Regions from separate parts of the Homo sapiens genome. Here region 2 is linked to region 1. The links are chromatin loops, found by intact Hi-C in ENCODE. Cell type or tissue: thyroid gland. All regions are shown on one strand.

Evidence for each region. A loop is a pair of places that touch in the nucleus more often than their neighbours do. Peaks named below come from ENCODE experiments on the same cell type or tissue, not always from the same donor. Only the 100,000 strongest peaks of a DNase experiment are listed, where the experiment ranks them.
Region 2: a loop joins it to region 1, with 5 times the contacts of the local background. A loop is called at or near these places in 48 of 110 quality-filtered maps.

The regions. Positions count from the first base shown.
Region 1 is chr20:59,085,348-59,090,347 of GRCh38, reverse strand. No RefSeq gene overlaps it. Among named protein-coding and RNA genes, the nearest start is that of SLMO2-ATP5E, 45 kb to the right of the region's middle. In thyroid gland, a CTCF peak has its summit at 2,335 (motif pointing left); a DNase peak (open chromatin) is centred at 2,337.
Region 2 is chr20:59,401,540-59,406,539 of GRCh38, reverse strand. No RefSeq gene overlaps it. Among named protein-coding and RNA genes, the nearest start is that of EDN3, 100 kb to the right of the region's middle. RefSeq lists an enhancer at 1,605-2,105. In thyroid gland, CTCF peaks have their summits at 2,447, 2,646 (motif pointing right) and 3,571 (motif pointing right); DNase peaks (open chromatin) are centred at 2,639, 2,999, 3,699 and 3,990; H3K4me3 peaks cover 702 bases; H3K27ac peaks cover 2,755 bases.

The sequences.
Region 1 (5,000 bases):
TGTCACGTGTTGTACAATTTTATTTATATGAAATATTTGGAATACATAAATCCATAGAGACAGGATGCAGATTGGTAGTTTCCAGCCTGGAAGGAGGAGGAATGAGGGGTAATTGTTTATTGGTACAGGGTTTCTTTTGGGGTTGATGAATATGTGAAAGCAGAAAGAGCGGTGTTTGTATGACATTGAGCATGCACTAAATGTCACTGAATTGTTCACTTTAAAATGGTTATTTTATGTTGTGTGAATTTCACTTTAATAATAACTGTTTAAGGGAAAAGTTAATTCACTGATAGAGGTATTTCTAAAATGTATTGTACTGCCCCCAGCATTCTTTCTTGTAGTGTAAGGTCAGTGATACATTAAAGACCATGCATTGACGCATTGGGAATCTCTTTTGGAGCCCAGCTCCAGAAGGGTATGAGCTGCCAGATCAGGTCATCAATAGCTATGTTTGCCTGAGGACTCATAAGGCCTCTTGGGAGAAACAGTAAGAGGAACTTTGAAGACTCACAGACCTTTGGGACCAGATTCCCCAACTCCTTACCCTGTCTGTGAAACTCATAAGACAAGCCACTTCCCCGGAGCTTGGAAGGCTGTATGTTCCTCTGCACTGACCATGCCTCTAGGTTGTGATTTAAATTGCAACTGTTGTGGTCCTAGGTGGCACCCTTTAAATGCCCTCTGAGCCAGGCCCTGGGAATTTGTTGCCAGTAACTTGATAAAAAGAAGTAAAAAAAAAAAAAAAGACTTTAAAAACTCCATCTACTGTGAGGCAAATGATAAAGCTCTGTGAGCACTACAAAGTCAGATTGTCCAAGGCAGACTGAGACAAATGTTTTGACTGTTAGGAAGAAAACCAATCCTCAGCGCTGGACATGGTACACCCAGAGAAATGAGGAGAACAGACACAGACGAAAGATGGACAACACGGGTCCCTCTTCGCTATTTGAGGCAGTGAGGACACATGCATCTCAGAACCAAGCCATCAAAGGCTTAGCAAAGTGGGAAGACACCAGGGGCCACCAAAAGATCAGGGTGTGTGACTGGCATCCAACAGGAAAGCAGGAGGACCTGGGAGAGTGGACTTTAGGCCCAGGACCCGGTGAGCATCCCCAGTGATGGTCATTGCCCTCTTTGCCCTTGACCTTGGCTTCCCCAATGTATCACTCATGACAGGCTTTCCCCAAAAAGTGTCAGTTGCTATCAACCTGGAAGGAGAATGCCTGGTTTTGCACCTTGGAGCTCCACTTGACTGTGAATGTTGAACTAGGATGAAGGCTTGGAAAAATGAAAATCCAAGTTAGAGGTATCCCAGGACTGGAAGGGAACACTCGTCCTTTGTCAGAATAAATGAAGATTCAGAAGGATTTTTACCATTGAAAGATGAACTGAGGCCGGGCACAGTGGTTCATACCTGTAATCCCAGCACTTTGGGAGGCTGAGGTGGGTGGATCTCCTGAGGTCAGGAGTTTGAGGCCAGCCTGGCCAACATGGTGAAACCCCGTCTCTACTAAAAATGCAAAAATCAGGCAAGTGTGGTGGTGCACCCCTGTAATCCCAACTACTCGAGAGGCTGAGGTGGGAGAATTGCTTGAACCTGGGAGGCAGAGGCTGCAGTGAACCAAGATCGTGCCACTGCACTCCAGCCTGGGTGACAGAGCGAGACCCCGTCTCAAAAAAAAAGAAAAAAAGAAAAAGAAAATGAAAGATGAACTGAAATTAGGAAGAAATTTAACAGGCATGAACATAAAACCCTGGATCTCTGTTATTTGTTTTAATACAATAAAGGATAACAGAAACTTGATAAAGGGTATGAAGCACCCACTATGTGCCAGACATTCCACAGGCATTATCTCAACTCATGTTTATAAACTCAGCTTGCAAAAGTGGCAGTTAGGGAAGTTGGAGCCTGAGGAGGTCAAGCCATTGGCTCAAGGTCACATACTCTGAGGATGAAGAAAAGAGACACTAGATTCCCAGAACTCTAATATACATCCTCTGGTTTTCCATAAACAGTTCTTCGGGGAATAAATCTTAACCTAAGCACAAATTCATATGAAAAAGATCCAGGGCTGCACTTGACTATAGGTTTTACAAAACTTTGTAGCTTGAAAGCTATATTAATTAAAATACAGGTTCCTAAATCTAAGGGACATAACCATCCCACTGGGATGGATCTGTTGGATCATTGGCAAGGAACTGAAAGCCTCAGAGTTGATTAATCAGTTTCAGGATCTCTCCAAACACGGCAAAGAATCTTTACCAATCCAGGAATCTTAACCAAGAACAACCCCTAGGGAAAGCTTAGAAACAAGGCGCCCCCTGGTGGTCCTTCTGACCGGGGCGATGCATGGGTTCAGAGCATTCTCCCAGCCTATGAGATGCTCCAAGCCATTCATTTTACCTCTATTTTTAAATTTTGTTTTGATCACTGCAATTATTTTCCTCTTAACTCTTATTACCTATATCTTGTATTTTAGAGAACATTTATTATGTATTTATTTACAGTTGCATCCCAAATTTATAAACTGGTAGAATTCGCCTGTAAAATTGAAAGTTCAGCTCTCTACCATGAGATGTTGTCTTCTCATTAAAAAAAAAAAAAAAAAGTCAAGCAATACAGGCACATCTCCCACTCAGTATAGAACTTTCTGAACTTAATTACCACTGTCAGGATGCCTTTGACAAGAAATGTTTACTTCACAGAAAAGAGGGCGAATGCATTCCGAGCAAGGTTAATCGTTTTTTGTGAGAGCCTAAGTTGTCCTAGCAGCCTGAGGGTAGTCTTCAGCTTTGAATAAGTGTCTCATTATTTATATTACCCATTTTTTGTCCTGTTTATTCTCCGCCTCGTTTATTTTTGTGAAAATAACTTGCAGAGTATTTAGTTCTGATGAGTGATTTTGCTTATTTGTTTTTGAGCATTAATCAGCCACAAGTTCTAAAATAAACACCTAATTTATTTTGACTGTAACAAAGCAAAGAGAAACAAAATTAATTAATCTGCCAATTCGCTATCACGGTGGATATTAAAGTACATATAAATCATCACAATTCTGAATGATTCTACAAGCCAGAGGTTGGCAAGCTTTTCTGTAAAGGGCCAGAGAGAAAATATTTGAGATTCTGGGGCCAGAAGATCCTGCCGCAGTGACTAGACTCTGCTGGTACAACACAAAAGCAGCCAGAGCCAATATGTAAATAAGTGGGCATGGCTGTGTTTCAATAAAACTTTATTTACAAAACAAACCAGCGTGCCAGATTTGGCTTGTGGGCCATAGTTTGGTAACCCCTACAATACTGAACAGTAAATCTCCATCAGTGCCTTCCATTTTGGAAAACACTTCTGGAATTCACATGCTAAGAATGGCTAGTAGTAATACGGAGTTCACAATTCCGTTCTTACTATACGAGTATTTATGTGATATTTTCTGGATTATTAAGGAATATTTATAAAGAAATGTATGAAATCTTTAAATTGTGATTGCATCTGAATAAGTCATATCAGTTACATACCTTGTCACATGGTACACAAGTCACCTTTACAAATCAATAGCAAAACTCTACCAGCCCATTTTTTAAAATTACTATCTGCCTAACTTCCTAACAGACACTAAAATGAATACAAACAGCATTCTCTACTCACAGTAATTCACGCTGTCCCAGGCATACAGTCTGGTTGTTATTTCAAAGTTTTAGACCAGTACATATTTTTTGTTTTTTCTTTCTAAAGTCTCTTTTTCTATGTAAAACCTCCTTTAAAACCATATGGATTTTATTAGAAGGATTATAACCTTTCTGGCTGATATATGCTTACATTATTTGCATTTAATTTAATTGGAGTTTTGAAGGAAGTGCTGTAAAATCAAATTCAGTGTTTTTATATCATTTGATATTTGTTTCCTATTTTTGCAGCACCAGTAATCAAGGGTCTTATCTTTGAAAGCAGTTTACATAACCATGTTTTGATGTTTTCAAAACTTGTCTAGAAAATAAGACCCCCTAAAATCACGATTTGTGTCTTCAAAGTTTTCCTTTGTTAATTTTTAGGTTAATGGATATTTAGCTGAATCTTTCTTTATGTAGAAGATTTTGTTTGAAACTGTACTTTGTCCTCATGATAAATTGGAATGTCTTAATTTTGAACTTATGTCCTACTGAGTGACCTAATTTCTTTATGAATCTCACGGATGGAGCAGGCAAGTAATCTTGAGTATCAAGCAGATTCATTTTTAAATGCAATTATGCATTCATTCTGCCCCAGAAAAGTTTCATCCTAACTAATCTTTGACCTGACAGCTGAGGGTGGCACAGCAACACCACTGAAAGTCTAGAAGACACAGGTGCACAGCATTTTGTTCCTAGGGTTACCTTTTTTCAGCAACTAATTGTATTTCACTGGAGGAAATTTTTAAATGAAGCAAATAGGGGGAAATAGTGATTTTTCTCCATACATGAATAAAAGTTAATGTTATGAGGCATTTCACACTTTTCTTTTATGTTAAAATTTTATTCTCTGCATATGTTTGTAACTTATAAAACTGCTTGTGTGCCCCGTGTATGTCCTAGAAGAAAGAAAGGGTTCTGGAACCTACTGTCTTTTCATCTCTACCTGGCAAGTACTATTTGAGTTTCTAGAATGAAAATAGGAAAATTGATTAGTCCATTCAGTATTCCAAAGAAAATCTGAAAGAAAGGTTAAAATCTAATAAGAAGCTGGCATTTGTCTTTAGGTCTTGTTTATGTCTCAGTGCCCAGAATCAAAAAAGGCTATGGGTTCTCAGCAGAGACGCAATGATGTTGGCCATAGAGGACACCGTCAGATCAAACCCTATCAGTCCATTTCCTTTGCTTCTTAGCCCATTAGAGCAAAGATTTTTAATTTTCTTTTGAAATGCCTTGAAGTTATAGAGTAAGACAAAACAAAATATTGCCTGAACAGGAGCATTAAATTTTTTTTTTCTTTTTTTGAGACAGAGTCTCACTCTGTCACCAGG
Region 2 (5,000 bases), 320 kb before region 1:
CCCTGGAGCCCCCATCATCACCCAGAACCTCCAAAGCCATCTTGAGACTTCGGTGGCTACACATCCACTGCTCCTCCATTGGTCCACTGTGAAATTGGGACAAAAGATATCTTATTTTTTAGGATTCACATGGATTCATGATGGAGAGCAGGAACAAGTGCCTCATGTTTAGACTAAAGTGTGAATGGCTGATATAATTCTATTTCCAGCACATAAACATTGCAGGTGAGGTTCCACAATGAGGGCACATCCACAATGGATGGTTTCATGGCAAGGACGTCAGTGTTCCCCAAAATTTGACTTCTATTTCCATTTCATCTAATGTAATCCAGTCTCCTCTTGGGGAAGTTCAGTTCAACATGGGTTCTAAACATTTCTCATTTGCAAATTATCACGGAGCTGAAACTTCTAAAAATAAACATGGTAAGATTTATGGCAAATTGAAAAAGTCTCCTCCTTGAAAGTGATTCTCAAGTGAAACTGAGTGAGAACAACTGTTTCGGGCCATCCAGGAAACAACGGAGTCTGCAGCTGTTTCACATCCACGCTTCTTCCTTGGGAACTCTGTAGACTGGTAATTTGGGAATTAGGCATTTTGTTTCAATGACTATTGCAGAATACTTTTCAGACTATTGTTTTGAATATCATGAGATGGGCTGTTTAAATATTTTATTTCAAAGTTGGAGTCAAGAGTCCAGAGTGTGGATCCAGCTCCTCTCCCTCAGATGCTCATAAGGAGTTTGAATAGCTTTAAGTCAACGTGCAAGAATGCTGAGAACACAACAGCAATGCCCACAAGGAGACGGCTTTTCAGGGTTCATCCCCACCCTCACAGGAGCACGGAGAGGGGCTCTGAAGCAAGAAGTCTTTGAGAGCTGACACCACTAAGTAGAGAAAATGGACAGAAGCTGACTCGGCAAACCTTCGCCACCTGGTCAACTGTACATGGATAGATCAAATTATGCATTCACTCACTTGACAAATATTTATTAAGTACTCCAATCCCTTACCTTCTCTTTGCATCCAGCACAAGCCAGCTCTGGCCGCTTCCCTGACCACTGCGCACCTGCCCCAGGGCCCTTCCTGCCATTCCTCAAACGGGCAGAGCTCATTCTCCCCTGACCCCGGGCCTCAACCTGCTATTCACTCTGCCTAGAATACCCTTCCTGCTGTTCTGCACTCAGCCAGCTCCTTCTTCTTATCCCCGCCCCCCGCCCCTTGTGTAAAGGAGCCCTCTCCAATTACTGTCTATCCTATTTTGCTTCATTCACAGCCTTTGTCTTCTGAAATTGTCTTGTTTACTTATTAATACATGGTTTTTGTCCTCTCTCCACCAGAATGTCAGTTCCCTGAGAGAAGAGGGACCTATCTTGTTCAGGCTGTGTCCCTAGCGGCCAGCACGGCTCCCGAAATATAACAGGTCCTCAATAAACATCTGTTGAAGAAACGATGTTCTCTTTAGCCTATCTCAGCCGGCGGGTTGAGAGGGAGAAGTAAGTAGGACACCGGGAAGGGCTTTAAAGCAGCACAAATACTCCCTGTGAGACCGGACTGGGATAAAGACAGGTTTTGAGCACTGACCTCACCGGGATGGTGGATGGGCAGGTGAGGACGACGGTGGCTTTGCCTCATCTCCCAGCTGTGACTGAGAGGCCCCCGTGGACCTGGCCCAGTGTGGCTCCATTAGTGGCCTCCCCAGGATCTGGCTAAGGTGGTATATTTTATGGTCCTGTCTATACTGCTGAGCTAATCCTTGTTAACAGGAGACAAGAGGGCATCAGAAAGATTGCCCCGGCCCAGAACTTCTTAGCTGGGATACAGTGAACACAAATCATTTGAATTCCCCACCCAGCAACAGCAGACATTCCCGGCATCCTCCTGAGCCTCTCCACTTGAACGTCTGCAGAGGTATTTATCCCATAACCATCCTGGGGTGGTCGATGCCAGGGAGATCCAGCTCCCCCTCGGCTGGGAGCTGTGCCTGCTTAGTCATAATGATCCCTCCACCGTTTGGACTGCTGCCTCCTGAGAGCCTGTCGGGTACAAAAGCTCTCAAAGCTTCATACTTCATGTGATCTTCCCAGAAGCTCTACCGGGGGGTGTTCTTTTAGACCAGTTCCAGATGGGGAAACTGAGGCACAGAAAGGCAACGTGAGTTGTTCAAGTTCCCCAGACAGTGAGTGGATGGGCAGAGAGTTGAGCCCACGTCTGTGTGCTCAGCCTGTCTCTGCTGCCTCTGGTGAACGAGGCGGGGCTGGACAGATGTGCGGGACCCAGGAGTACAGGAGAGCCCCCTAAGTCTGCACATTCTAGGACAGGAGATTGGAGACAAGTCCCTTTTCTTGGGGTCCTAAGTGGGGTTCACTGTGTCCCTGAAATCAAGGTCTCTTGGGCCCCTAAAAGGAAAGTTTTCTGGAAGCTTCTGGAAAAGTCCCTTGGAATCTGAACATCTACGAGAAGAGGAGAAAGGAAGGGAACATTGTATACAAAGACACCACAGCTGCCCAGTGGGTCAGGGGCGTGCGTCTCTGAGGGTCGGCTTAGACCTGGCAGCTCCGAGCCAAGCAGGGATTCGGGATCCGCACAGCCGGCGGGGGGCCCGGGGGGTGCGACCGCTGTGCTGCCGGCAGTTCCGCCCGCGGCCTCGTGGTGGCGCTGTTGTGCAGCGAGTGAGCGCGGCGCGTGGGGGAGGCTTCGGCAGCGCCGGGGCCCAGAGATCTGCAGACTTCGCTGCGCCAGAGTGGGGGTGCAGCGTGGGGAACAGCCCGCTGGCCCCTTCTTCCTCGGGCCCCGTGCCCCCCACTCAGGTTCCTGGGGCAAAGTCATGGTTGTTGTCATCGCCCCTGATTGAGCCTAGATGAGACGTGGTCCCAGAGACAAGGGATTCAGGGGACTGGAGGAGGGACCCCCGCTGGGGTGGCTCGTTGGGGACCAACTTGCCTGGCACCGAGATACCCTGCCCCGCTCCAGGCCTGGGAGCATCCTAGGAGACTGTGGCCCGGTGTCCTCGGGGGCCTGGCACGGGCTGGGTTCAGTGAAGTGGAGGGTCCCCTCTTTCTGGGCAGGGGCGTCTGGCCGCGAGGGCGTCACGGGGTACATTGAACTCCTGCTGCGACACCTGTGTATCCAGGCCCGGGAGAAGACAGAGCGCCTCCCTGCAAGGGGAGACCGGTTCCCACCTGGACTAGGTGCGGGGACAGGGGGAAGGTCCCTGAGAGGACCCTGGGGACGGAGCAGTGGGAGAAACTTCCTTCTTTCCTAGTGAAAGGCACTGCCTGCCCAGGGTGCAGAGTAAATGGACAGTGACATTGGGCCCAGACAGTGACACAAACACCCTTTTCAGACATGGAAAGGGGGTGCGTGTGACAAAGACAGAGAGCTCTCCTAGCTAAAGAGAGAATAACACAGGCACTCTCTTCTCGTGATAAGAAAATGGGTGACAGTGACCCATGCCCCTTTTTCTAAAGAGCAGGAGGGAGAGCGCCGGGTTTTCAGATTTGCAGGGCGAGTGCGTGCAGGTCCCCAGCCCCTGTAAGGGGTTAAGGTAGGAGATATTTCTGCTGGTGGGAAAAAGCAATAAACTATGATTTTTCCACCAGAGGGAGAGAGAGACAGAGGCAGAGAGAGAGAAAGATTGATTTTTCTTCTTGGAGAAAGCACACACAAGCACGTGTTTTCCTGTGTGCGGGGAGAGACAGAGCAACAGGCAGGGCCGTGTGCACACACCCGTAACATGTGCTACCTGGGGAGTGAGCAGGTACTTATGTTTTCCTAATGTGGTGTGTGTTTCTTGGCTGTGGCAGGGGAAACGTTTCCAAGAGGGAAAGAGAGAAAGAAGAAGAGAAAGAAAAAAAGAGGGAGGGCATTTTCTGCCTGTAACATACACGTATACATAATTTTCTGCAAGCTACAAAATAGTGTTTTTCAAGTGGTGCACACACACTTCCCTAGAGAATGGGAGACATATTTGCTTAGCAGGGGAGCCCGGTGAAGAGACGTGTGTGTGTGTGTGTGTGTGTGTGTGTGCGCGCGCGTGTGTGTCTGTACTGTGTGTGTGAGAGAGAGAGAGGGGAGACAGTGAGAGGGAAAGACAGTGAGAGAAAGAGAAGAATTTTGTTCCCACTTGGAAAAATCACATACGTATTTTTCTGCTTACAGGGAGACAAATCCACACAGAGAGACATTTTTGCTTATAACCACACACCTATGAATGCACACAGAGTTTTCTTCTTTTCCAACGTGTGTTTTTCATATTTTGTGTGTGCTTTCTTGGGGAGAGGGGAGTTATGTTGCCCGGTGATGAAAAGCTTTAGAGAGAGACTTTTCTGAGAGGGAAAAAGAACATTTTCTGCCTGGAGACACATGTATTTCTGTGAGCCGAGAATTTCAAAAGTGTTGGTATTTCAGGTGGTGCATACTTAGTGAGAAAACAGACATTCTGCCTGAGATTGTGTGTGTGTGTGTGTGTGTGTGTGTGTGCCAGTGCACCTCACGTACATGTTTTCCCGCAGAGAAAAAGATGCGTATATTTTTCTGCCTGCAGGAAGAGATAGACTAACAAAGTGAGGGTTTTTTTCCCACTACACACGTGCACACAAACACACACACACACTTTTCTAAGTGTGGAAAGACGGTGAGAGTAGGTTGTTATTTTTTAGGGAAGAATGTATTTCTGCCCAGTGAGTTTTGAAAAGTGACTTTTCTGAGTGAAGATTAAGAATATTGTTATTTGCCTGGAAACAAGCAAGCACATAATTTTCTGCAAGCCCAGAAATAGTGTTTGTTTGCTTGTTTTTCAGGTAGTACATAGAGAAGAGCCACATGTCTGTGTGTGTGTGTGTGTGTGTGTGTGTGTGTGTGTGTGTGTGTTGGCGTATTTTTTCTTTCTGGAAAAAAAAGAACATGTATTTTTTTGCTTGCAGGGAGGCAGCTCAACATGGAGAGACTTTCATCGGCTTGTACCCACAAACACACACACACAAAAACAAACACACAACCAC